2 separate regions of the Homo sapiens genome follow, and region 2 is linked to region 1. A link is a contact called in ENCODE Hi-C or POLR2A ChIA-PET data. All regions are on one chromosome and are shown on one strand. Each heading gives the region's core, a stretch centred on a gene start or an enhancer-like site at or near the end of the contact. The rest is flanking DNA. Distances are from core to core; before and after follow the strand shown. Region 1 has its middle 33 kb from the start of APLP2. Region 2 holds the start of NTM-AS2 (NTM antisense RNA 2).

The links. A loop is a pair of places that touch in the nucleus more often than their neighbours do. ChIA-PET counts read pairs that join two places held with the same protein, here RNA polymerase II (POLR2A).
Region 2: a loop to region 1 is called in a map of K562, with 6 times the contacts of the local background. The contact joins the promoter of NTM-AS2 here to the enhancer-like site in region 1. A Hi-C loop is called at or near these places in 1 of 168 maps with a recorded cell type or tissue (K562). POLR2A ChIA-PET finds 5 or more read pairs at or near these places in 1 of 52 experiments (WTC11).

What each region holds. Positions count from the first base shown.
Region 1 is chr11:130,034,394-130,040,295 of GRCh38, forward strand. No RefSeq gene overlaps it. Among named protein-coding and RNA genes, the nearest start is that of APLP2, 33 kb to the right of the region's middle. RefSeq lists enhancers at 2,681-2,975, 3,419-3,961 and a silencer at 2,757-2,957. Within about 2 kb of position 2,823, at least 4 of the 41 ENCODE cell types and tissues checked have a DNase peak (open chromatin) inside an H3K27ac peak, as active enhancers do.
Region 2 is chr11:131,538,484-131,544,309 of GRCh38, forward strand. NTM-AS2 (NTM antisense RNA 2) reads right to left here and starts at 2,384. Exons shown (of 8, transcript NR_110140.1): 1 at 2,334-2,384; 2 at 2,037-2,216; 3 at 1,060-1,125; 4 at 609-793; 5 at 1-159. All of the region lies in intron 1 of NTM (neurotrimin), which reads left to right.

The DNA.
Region 1 (5,902 bases), core at 1,573-4,072:
TCCTTGTTTTATCACATACTTAGAAGCTTTGGATGATGTCACTAGTTCTTTCTTTAACTTTGGCTAATTTGCTTAGCAAAAACTGGTATACTCATTTCTGGTGAAGTTGAAATTGAATAACTTTTCCATGTTATCTGTTAATCATATTAACTGCTTTGTCTTTTCATGCCTTTTGCCCATCAGCACTGTTGGAGACAGTGTTTTATCTGAATAGCTTTTTTATGTAACACTGTACTAACTCTTGTCAAATTAGCTACAAATATTTTTCCTAGTTTTTTGTACCTAGTTTAATTTCTAAATAATGTCTATATGTATATAATTAAAGGGTCTGATAAAAATTCTGTTATGTCAACTTGCTTATATGGCTGGCATACATATAATAGCATAGGACAGTATGATTGTTAAATCATTACTATATCATTAAATTTACAAATGCATATGCGAATTTGAAATTGGCTAAATTTTTTGATTCTCTTAATAGTCTTGACTCATCCAATTCCCAGAATAGTGTTGACGGAACTGCTAAATGTTGACCTCCATGATATTTGTAAAGAATAGGCAGCCTTCAATAGTCTACGGAGAGCTTTCATTTATGTTTTCTTTCCTTCATTTATTTTTATGTCCTTCTAAGAAAATAATTAGCAATTCAAGTTTAAATGACCATTAAAGCTTTTCAAATTGCATTTCACTAAATTGTCTAATGTTAGGAAAATTAACACTCAGTTGCTATTTCTTTATGAATTTCTTCTAATTGAGGAACAGCAGTTTGTACAATTTCTTTTCCTTTTTTTTTTCGGTCTATATGGAGTTTCACTCTTGTTGCCCAGGCTGGAGTGCAATGGCGCGATCTCCGCTCACTGCAACCTCTGCCTCCTAGGTTCAAGCAATTCTCCCGCCTCAGCCACCCAAGTAGCTGGGATTACAGGCATGTGCCACCATGTCCAGCTAATTTTGTATTTTTAGTAGAGATGGGGTTTCTCCATGTTGGTCAGGCTGGTCTCGAACTCCTGACCTCAGGTGATCCACCTACCTCAGCCTCCCAAAGTGCTGGGATTACAGGCATGAGCCACTGCGCCCGGCCCATTTGTACAACTTCAAAATAAAGATTTGACCTTTAAAAACATTCAAGACATAGGTTGAGTGAATCAGTGAGTCTACTCTGAGAAGAAGAATAAAAATAGGTAGTCATTTATTCACCATTCTCACACCTCCTCTGCTATGAAGAGTGTCCTAGGACTTAGAAGTCTCCTTTGAAGGCTTATGGAATTAATATAGCTGTTAGCAGGTCAAAGCAACTCTCAATCTAACAAGAAATATTTATTGAACACTTGTTCTATGTCCAGGCCTGAGGCAGATGCTGAAAAATACAGGAAGAATGAATAGCAGTCCTTCTAGAAAGAGCAGAAAGGGGAAGAGAATGGTGAAAAACAAAGCTGTAGGTCGGCAAGCCAGGTTATATAATGATCTTTCATGATCTGGTAAAGAATATGGACTTTGTTTCATAGCGATCGACAGCCTTAAAATATTTTTTCTTTTATTTTGCCCATCCCGTAGACCAATAGGCATCTTTAAAATACATGAACATGTTTGGTATCACCTTTGTTATATCTGCAACACCATGAATCTAATCAAATAATAAAATGTCATTGGCCAGGTGCAGTGGCTCATGCCTGTAATCACAGGGCTTTGGGTGGCTGAGGCAAGAAGATTACTTGAGCCAGGAGTTTAAGACCACCCTGGGCAACATAGTGACACCCTGTCTCTGCAAAAAAAAAAAAAAAAAAAAAAAATTGAAAAATTGAAAAATTAGCTGAGTGTGGTGGAGCACACCTGTAGTCCCAGCTATCAGGGGGTGGGAGTGGGGGTGAGGCAGGAGGATTGCTCTTGCCGTGGAGGTCTAGGCTGCAGTGCACTATGATCACGCCACTGCTTTCCAGCCTGGGCAACAGAGCAAGACCCTGTCTCTAAAAATAAAAAATAAAATAATAAAATGTCATCATTTCTTCTTGAATAAAAGATGCATATTAGAAAGATAATTCAAAAGGAAGTGTAGAAAATGGCCTGGATAGAGGAGCTATGGATGGAGGATGACTACTGGGAGACGGATAACAATAGTCCACGCAAGATATAGGAAGAAGGTTGATGTTACACAACGTCATGCTATGCACTGCAGGGAATACGAAGCTGAACAAGACACAGCCCCTGCTGTCAAGGATGGATGAATGAAAATGCCAACTTCATGCTTGTTAACCCTAACATAGTCCCCCTGGAGACAGTGATATAGAAAGATATGGATAAGAGAAGATAGGCTTATATTAAAATCCTGCTGAAGATAAAGATTATAGAAAGCGGCCAGGGACAGTGGCTCACGCCTGTAATCCCAGCACTTTGGGAGGCCGAGGCGGGCGGATTACCTGAGGTCAGGAGTTCGAGATCAGCCTGGGCAACACAGTGAAACCCCGTCTCTACTAAAAATACAAAATTAGCCAGGTGTGGTGACACATGCCTGTAATCCCAGCTACTCAGGAGGCTGAGGCAGGAGAATCGCTTGAACCTGGGAGGCGGAGGATGCGGTGAGCCGAGATCGCACCATTGCACTCCAGCCTGAGCAAGAGTAAATCTCCGTCTCACCAAAAAAAAAAAAATTATAGAAAGCAGTAATTTTTGCTTGATATTTTCAATTTGACTATGTCATTTCCCATGTCTTTATATAATCAATTTATACACCCTGCTGTTTGTGTTTTGGCCAGCCATACAAAACAAGGCAACAGGAACAATGCAGTCAGCAGTTGCCTGGACTTGTTAGCGGATGTGATTTCAGTAACTAACTACTTGCTGACTCAGAGACAGAGGAAAGCAAAAATCTCCTCTCCCTGTTCTGTGGCCAGCCAAGTGATTATGAGGCTGTCAAAGTCCACAGTGATGGGGACTCCTTATAGTGCTCAGCTTGTTCCTTTGCTGTGTCACTGGTTAACCTGGACTGAAGTTTCATTCTAAACATAAAGAGATGGCCGGGTGCCGTGGTTCATGCCTGCAATCCCAGCACTTTGGGAGGCTGAGGTGGGCGGATCACCTGAGGTCAGGAGTTCAAGACCAGCCTGACCAACATGGAAAAACCCTGACTCTACTAAAAAATATATAAAAATTAGCCGGGCGTGGTGGTGGGTGCCTGTAATCCCAGCTCGTCAGGAGGCTGAGAGAGAGAATTGCTTGAATCCGGGAGGTAGAGGTTGCAGTGAGCCGAGATCGCACCACTACACTCCAGCCTGGGTGACAGAGCGAGACTTCATCTCAAAAAAAAAAAAAAGTTAGCTGGGCATGGTGGCGCATGCCTGTAATCCCAGCTACTCGGGAGGCTGAGACAGGCGAATCGCTTGAACCGGGGAGGCAGAGGTTGCAGTGAGCCAAGATCGCACCATTGCACTCCAGCCTGGGCAACAAGAATGAAATTCTGTCTCAAGAAAAAAAAAAGAGAGATAAATGAATTATGTAAATATTGTCGGGGCTTGGTAACTGGTCCAAGAAGACTAGCCCTCCTTCCGTTTCCCCTGGTCACAGGCTGCATTATTCACCTAATCACTCGGGTGCTCCACAGAGTGAGCTGGAAGCAGAGTTGCTGCAGCGCCCTCCCCCAGCCCTATTAATCAGCACAAACACCCAGCACAGAGCCAGTCCACAGTAGAAAAGGATGGGATTTGGAACTAGATAGGGTTGAATACTGGCTTTGTCAGGCTGAATGACCTCCTGCAAGTTAGTTAACCTCTTGCAACCACAAGTTTCTCACCTCTAAAACAGTGGTTATGAAATGCCCACACACATGTATTCAAAATAATAGATGTACAGCACCTGGCACCCTCATGCTTTGCTGGTAGAAACGTAAAATGGTGCAGCCACTTTTGAAAACAGTTTGGCAGTTTCTTAAAAAGTTAAACATAAATTTACCATACAACCCAGCAATTCTATGCCTGGGTGTCTACCCAAGAGGAATGAAAACATATGTCCACACAAAGACTTGTGTGCGAATGTTCATAGCAGCATTATTCATAACTGAACTGCAAAAACATTATGCTAAGTAAAAGAAGCCAGACAAAAAAGATGACATATTGTATGAGTCCATTTACATGAGGAAAGGCAAAACTAGGGAGACCTAAAGTCGCTTAGGTTTGCCTGGGGCTGGGGAACAGGAGAGGAAGAGCAAATGGGCATGAGAGATCTTTTTGGGCTGATGGAAATGTTCTAAAATTGGATTGTGGTGAGGGGTGCACAACCGTAGATCGACTAAAAATTATTGAATAGTACACTTAAAATTGTGACATTATTTGGTGTAGAAATTATACCTCGCTGGGCACGGTGGCTCACACCTGTAATCCCAGCACTTTGGAAGGCTGAGGCGGGCAGATCACCTGAGGTCAGGGGTTTGAGACCATCCCGACCAACATGGTGAAACCCCAGCTCTACTAAAAATACAAAAATTAGCTGGGCATGGTGGCATGCGCTGTAGTCCCAGCTACTTGGGAGGCTGAGGCAGGAGAATCGCTTGAACAGGTGAGGCAGAGCTTGCAGTGAGCCAAGATGGCGCCACTGCACTCCAGCCTGAGCGACAGAGCAAGGCTCTGTCTCAAAAAAAAAGAAAAAGAAAATAAAAAGAAAAAGAAAGAAATTATACCCCAATGAAGCTGTTTTTAAAAACCCACCAGCACATAGGAGGCTCTCAATATTGTAGCAAATAGCTGACATTTAGTACATGCTTATTGGTAAACAAGCACTACTTTAAGCATGCCACATGTGATTTTGCTCAATTTAACTCATTTCTTTTCTTTTCTTTCTTTCTTTCTTTTTTTTTTTTTTTTTTTTTTTTGAGACAGAGTCTTGCTTGTCACCCAGGCTGGAGTGCAGTGACATGATCTCGGCTCACTGCAACATCTGCCTCCTGGATTCAAGCCATTTTCCTGCTTCAGCCTCCCCAGTAGCTGGGATTACAGGCATGCACCACCATGTCCAACTAATTTTTGTATTTTTAGTAGAGACGGGGGTTTCACCATGTTGGTCTGGCTGGTCTTGAACTCTTGACCCTGTGATCCACCCGCCTCAGCCTCCCAAAGTGCTGAGATTACAGGCATGAGCCACCGGCTCAAAGCAGTGTTTCAGAAACTTAAGTCTTTCAAATGCCACTTTCACTATTTTTTTTTTCCATAATGGCTACTTACCACCTGTACAATCAATTGTTAACCTAACGTTTTTATTTAAACCCACTTGGTTTTTAAAAAACTTATAAATGAGGCCAGGTGCTGGTGGTTCACACCTGTAATCCTAGCACTTTGGAAGACCAAGGCAAGTGGATCACTTGAGCTCAGGAGCTCAACACCAGCCTGGGCAATATGGCGAGACCCCCATCTCTGCAAAAAATGCAAAAATTTGCCGCGGGAGGCTGAGGTGGGAGGACTGCTTGAGCCCAGGAAGTCGAGGTTGCAGTGAGCCACGATCGTGCCACTGTACTCCAGGCTGGGTGACAGAGTGAGGCCCTGTCTCAAAAAACAAACAAAAAACCTTACAAATAAAAAACAGATTTTAGGCCAGGCACAGTGGCTCACGCCTGTAATCCCAGCACTTTGGGAGGCCGAGGCGGGCGGATCACGAGGTCAGGAGATCCAGACCATCCTGGCTAACACGGTGAAACCCCGTCTCTACTAAAAATACAAAAATGTAGCCGGGCATGGTGGTGGGCGCCTCTAGTCCCAGCTACACGGGAGGGTGAGGCAGGAGAATCGCTGGAACCCGGGAGGCAGAGGTGGCAGTGAGCTGAGATTGCACCACTGCACTCCAGCCTGGCAACAGAGCGAGACTCCGTTTCAAAAAACAAACAAACAAACAAACAAACAAACAAACAAACAAAAAACACCGA
Region 2 (5,826 bases), core at 1,134-3,633, 1.5 Mb after region 1:
ACGCTATCCACTACCTGCTTTAATCCTGCCAGTGCCCCGCTGGGGTAGGATTTACTTCCATCGGTTCAGTTGTTATAGTTAGTGCCTGATCACGGGGCTGGAGGAGCTCTGGAGCAGAGCTCAGGCAAAGGCTGTTGGTTCTCTCTGGACTGTCCTGTCCTGTAAAGGTGGACATACAGGATAAACACGAAGCAGTAAGGAGCAAAGTGCCTGGCTGGCAGGAACACACTAGTTGTTTGTTAAAGGGCAAGGTGGGAATGATGTTGGTCAATGGGTACAAAATTTCAGCTAGAGGGAATAAGTTTTTGAGCTCTATTGTACAGCATGGGGACTACAGTTAATAATGTGTTGCACATTTCAAAATTGCTAAGAGAGTAAATTTCAAATGTTCTCACCATAAAAATAAGTATGTGAAGGGATTGGGCATGTTAACTTAGCTTTTTTTTTTTTTTTTTTTTAATTTTTTTGAGAAAAGGTCTTGCTCTGTTTCCCAGGCTGGAGTGCAGTGATGTAATCACAGCTCACCGCAGTCTCTACCTCCCAGTATCAAGCAATCCTCCCACCTCAGCCTCCTTAGTAGCTGGGACTTCAAGCGCATGCCACCATACCCAGCTAATTTTTGTTTGTTTGTTTGTTTTTGCAGAGATGACGTTCTACAATGTTGCTCAGGTTGGTCTTGCACTCCTGGGCTCAAGCAATCCTCCTGCCTCAGCTTCCCAAAGTGGTAGGATTACAGGCATAAGCCAAAAAGCCAATCCATCAAGGAGCCAGGAAGGCTTTGCAGAAGTTCCTTCTGGAAGAATTTCAGCCAATAGCCAATATTGAAGGAATTAGAGGGAAGGTATTTCAGGCAGAATGGAGAGGAAGAATCAGGATGTGTTCAGGGAAGAGCATGTAGGCGAATGTGAATGGGGATGAACGCTTGTGCACCAATAGAGAAAAGTGGGGCTGGAAAGGGGTTCAGTAATTTATGGGATGATATTAATTGGGGCCCATCATGTTTGGGGCACTCTTGTAGGCCTGTGACTTAGCAGACAAGGATGGGAAGCACCTACTCACACACAGATAGTGCCGTGATGGCCAGGGCCTGAGAGCCTAATTCCATGGGACCATTTGAGGTAAGACCTGAATGACAAGAAGAAGTGGGCTCTGAGAATAATCAGGGCCAGAGAGCTCTCCAGGCAAAGAAAAGGAAAGCAAAGGGCTTTGAGGCAAGAACTAGAGACCCTGTGGAATGAATAGAGGTGGACTTACCAGCAGGAGAGGAGCTGGGGCATGGGAGTGGAGGTGAGACCAGGCAGAGCCTGCAGTGCACTGCAGGAGGTTGAACTCTATCTGAGCTACTAGGAGAATGAGAGGCCCTATGTTATCTGGCCTCTGCCTCTATCCTGGACCTCATCTCCATGGGAAAAACTCATCTCTGTTTGTGCCCAAGACTCTTCCAGTTTTAGCACTGAAAGTCTCAAATCCAAGGAACACACGAAGTTCCAGGCAGGCGGGCAGTTGGTCACCTTAGCTCCCACCTCATCCTTGCTCACTACGGTCCTGTCACAACAATGTGGGAACATGCTGTGGAGTCCCTTAAAAAGCTCTGGCTGATTCATTAGAAAATGCATAGCAACTCAACATTTCTGAAAACAGGACTAACATAATTAAAGCTATTTAAGCTTGTTTTTTTTTTTTTTTTTTTTTTTTTTTTGAGACGGAGTCTCCCTCTGTTGCCCAGGAAGGAGTGCAGTGGCATAATCTTGGCTCACTGCAACATCCGCCTCCTCAGTTCAACTGATTCTCCTGCCTCAACCTCCCAAGTAGCTGGGACTACAGGCGCATGCCACCATGGCCAGCTAGTTGTTTTGTATTCTTAGTAGAGATGGGGTTTCACCGTATCAGCCAGGCTGGTCTCAAACTCCTGACCTCATGATTCATCTGCCTCGGCCTCCTAAAGTATTGGGATTACAGGTGTGAGCCACCATGGCCAGCCAGCTATTTAAGCATTTTTTAAAGATACTGACGACCTCCAAGGCCATTCAACTTACATAAAAATGCCTTTCTGTGGAAATTTGGGCATTCCTTTGGCTATGGAGAGGGTAGTAGGTCAATTGGCATGGCTGAATATAAAAAAGATCTTCTCCGTCCAGATGTTTCTGTTCACATCCTCTTGTGCAGCATAGTTTGGAATATTTCATCTTCATTCTTCAAGACTTAAAGGTGTATCACTACAGTAAACAGAACTTAAAGGAACAGGCCTTTGCATGGCAGCCCAGCTGAATCTGCACAAGGCCCTTATCTAAAGCCAGTTGTGAGAGAAATACAGTAGCCTCTGTGCTCATTACCTCTAGAATTGCATTTTCTAGCTTCTCATTAGGAAGCGGTGACATCAGAATAGGACCCTGCCCCTTTAAGAGTCTTTCCCAAGATAATGGGATTCATGATCTCACAATCACATAAATCACTGCCAGCCCCCTTGAGTCAATTCATACTTCTGTAGTTCGTTAGTGGCACGAGAGGAAATTGCATTTATTATAATTGCCTCTAATTGCACCAGATTAGTGATTACAATTATTGATGGCAGCTGATTATTCATTAGGCATCAAATCAATCCCCGTGCTTCTTCATTACTCGAAACAGTAACTCTGATGAGAGGTCTAAAGGAGGCCATGTCCACCCTTTCCACTAAATGGCAGGCTGCCTCCCCGTCCTGCCTCGAAACAAACACCTGAAAATAATTTAGGACTTAAAGTGACAGAGAACCATCCCTCGCCTTCCGCCATGTAATGCCTCATCCCGAACCCAGCACTAACTGATGAAATTACGGAGGCTGTTAAACATCACCAAAGACTATTTGGAGGTCCCAGAACGCTCCAGAATTGCTAGCTTTTCCTGGATGCCCTTCTTGGTTGCAAAATGAAAATTTCAGAGTTTCCTGGGTTACTTCTGGAATATATGTTACCTACAATACATAAAGAGAGTAGACCTTACAGCCACACAGGCCAGACTTAAATGAGCTATGTAAACCTAGTCGATTTTGTGAGCTATGTAAAGTCAGTCAATTTTGTGAGCTATGTAAAGCCAGTCAATTCGTGTGTGAATTTTTGGGAGCTATGTAAAGCCAGTCAATTCACGTGTCCTGTCTGAACTGTAGAATAGTTGCTAGATTGTGTATAAACAAGCAATGAGATCTCTGCTTCTCTTGTTCACCATCAGAGTCTATCATCTAAAATAGGGCCTGTAGAGAAAAGAATACAATAGCCATCTAAGGAGTTAAATACCTACCTGCAGGGGTTGTGATGATGGCTGAATTAGATAACATATTTAAGACTTTGTGTTGTACCAGGTAAAAACTAGTTGCTCAATTAGCGTCATTTCCTCTCTCCCCTACTTCCTCCATGCTATAACATCTAAATTTATATCCTTTATCCAGTGTGTCTCTTTATACACAGGCTCAATGTTAACTAAATTTATCTTTTTGGTGTGTTCTTCTTGGTGAACATCAGTATATGTGTAATAGAAGTGCAGCTTCCAGAAGACTGTTGCCTCATTTACTGGTAGCTACAGCATGCCAGGCACCAGATCTAGAGGGTTAGAGAGATCAACAGAGCATAAGTATTGACCTTGAACAGCTGACAACTAAATGGGAATGATTGTCCATTCTATTTCCATGTGTTGTTTGCATTAAAGGAATATCCAAGTTCTAATGAGCCCACAGGGGATGGAGAGACCCGGCACAGCTCGGAAGGTCAAGAAGGCCTCAGAGTTAGCTTTTGAGATGAGCCTTGAAGCTGCATAAATTTTTCCAAGTGCCTAACAGGTCACTAGCCTTCCAACACACCATGTAGCACCTGAAGAGACAAGAAGAGAGAAATGAGCATGTCTTCAGAACTGCACTGTGAACTTCTAGGTGCTTGATACATGAAGACAGTGACAATGTTAAGTGCCATTTTCCAGACGCTCCCATGGGTAAAACTTCTGTAACTAAGCAATCTTTTCTTCTCTTAGCTGCTGACATCTCAGAAATGTGGCGACATCTTGAGGTTTTCTTCTATGAACTTCTGTGAAACCTTATGCTGCCTTTGGTGACACAGAACCCTAACCTATCCTTTCCTCAAATTCCCAGCTGACCCAAATGTACCCCCTATTTTAGCACCCACATTTATCAGCTCCCTCTACTTCTCACAATCCCCCCTACTTCCACTAGTGAGTTAGTTCAAGAGCCTAAGTGTCTCCAGGTAGCAGAGACATTCAGAGCACACCATTGTCTATATCAATGCAGGATTTCCTGAAAACCAGGGAGGGAGGGAAGGAAGAAAGAGCCTCTGGGTGAGGAGGTGTGCAGCCTGGCTCTTTGTCAAGTCTTTGTCCCACGTGAGAGTCGGTGCTAATTTCCCTGGTTGCTTAGGCTTGAGCCCTGTAGTATGTCTGACCTACACCCAGATCCTCTAGGGATGTAAGCACAGTGATTCCCAAAACAATCCAAAATACGAGGCCCATAGCCTGGAGAACATGTCCCTGGTGCCCCTTCCTCTGGACGCCTTCCTTGCCCACATGGTTGCCAGTTACGCTGCCTCCCAGGGAGCTGAGGATGAACACGTGACTTCTCTTAGCAGAGTGAACGTATCTCCTACCTTAAGTCTCTTGTGTGTCCTACTTGTGAGCCAGTTGAAACGCTGCCATTTTCTCCAGAGACTCCTCTCTACATCAAGACCATGTAACCATGCAGGAAGAAATCAATCTTCTTTTCTAGCTAACATGTTCCATTACCTCCCCTGTTTTCAAAACTTCCCATAAAGTGGCAGTCTCCTCTCTGAAGGCTACTCTTTTAGACAGGAAATACGCAGGGATAGCATCACTTCCAGAGAAACAAGAGAACAGACTGATAGATCAGAACACCAGATAATGTCTTCCCTTTCTTGGCAACGGTACATATCCCTAACCTCTTTCCCAAGACCCACAGAAGAGCAGGGTCTCTCCTGAAGGGCAACAGGACACTGATCCACTGTCTTGTAAAGGAAGTTGTGTTCAGTGATTTTCTGATTAGGGAGAAAGTTGCTACAACCAGCACCAGAGGAAAGCTGTCTGGTGATCAAAGACCTTGGGGGTTTGCCTGGGCTACTTTTGGAGGCTGCCCAAAGCCTGCTAGCAGCTCCCACATGAGCTGGGGAGAGGCTCTGCTTCCCTCTACTCCAGCACAGCTTCCCCTAATTCTGAACTTTCAGAGAAGCACAGGTTCGAGCGCTCTCCCTTGCCCAGTCCTTCATCAGCTGGTGCCCGTAGCCCTGCATCATCCTGGTAACAGTTGGTAAACGAGTCCCAGTCTAGCCGCTTATGCAGGATGGTTGTGCAGTAAGAACCTTCATCCTTATGGCAGGCACATTAATGCCAAGTTTGCTCATTCTAATTAATAACAGTTAGTAAACACCAAAGAGAGCTAATGATGATTACAGGCCACAGCTCCTGCGTGTTAGCAAACACACCAGGCAGGTGGCCTCTCGTCTCTTCCCAGGAAAGAGGCTAGGTCCTCTTCTTGCAGAGATGTCTTGCCTCCTCAAGGCCCCTACCACCATATTTAGCAAATCTTGGGTTACTTCTCAGCCTGGAAAAGACCAAGATGCATGCAGGTCAGTCCCATGGAATGGATCATGGGCTGACTTCAAGATTAGAGGACTAAAGAAGCAGGACCTTTGATCTTTTAGGGTTTCCAGACATCTCTTTCTGGCACTTGGAATAAAACAAATTTTTCTTATTTAAAAAATATTTTTTCCAATTTCAAAGTAATACAATTTGCTTCAAAAAATTAAAATACTACAGAAGCATATAAGAAGAAAGGGT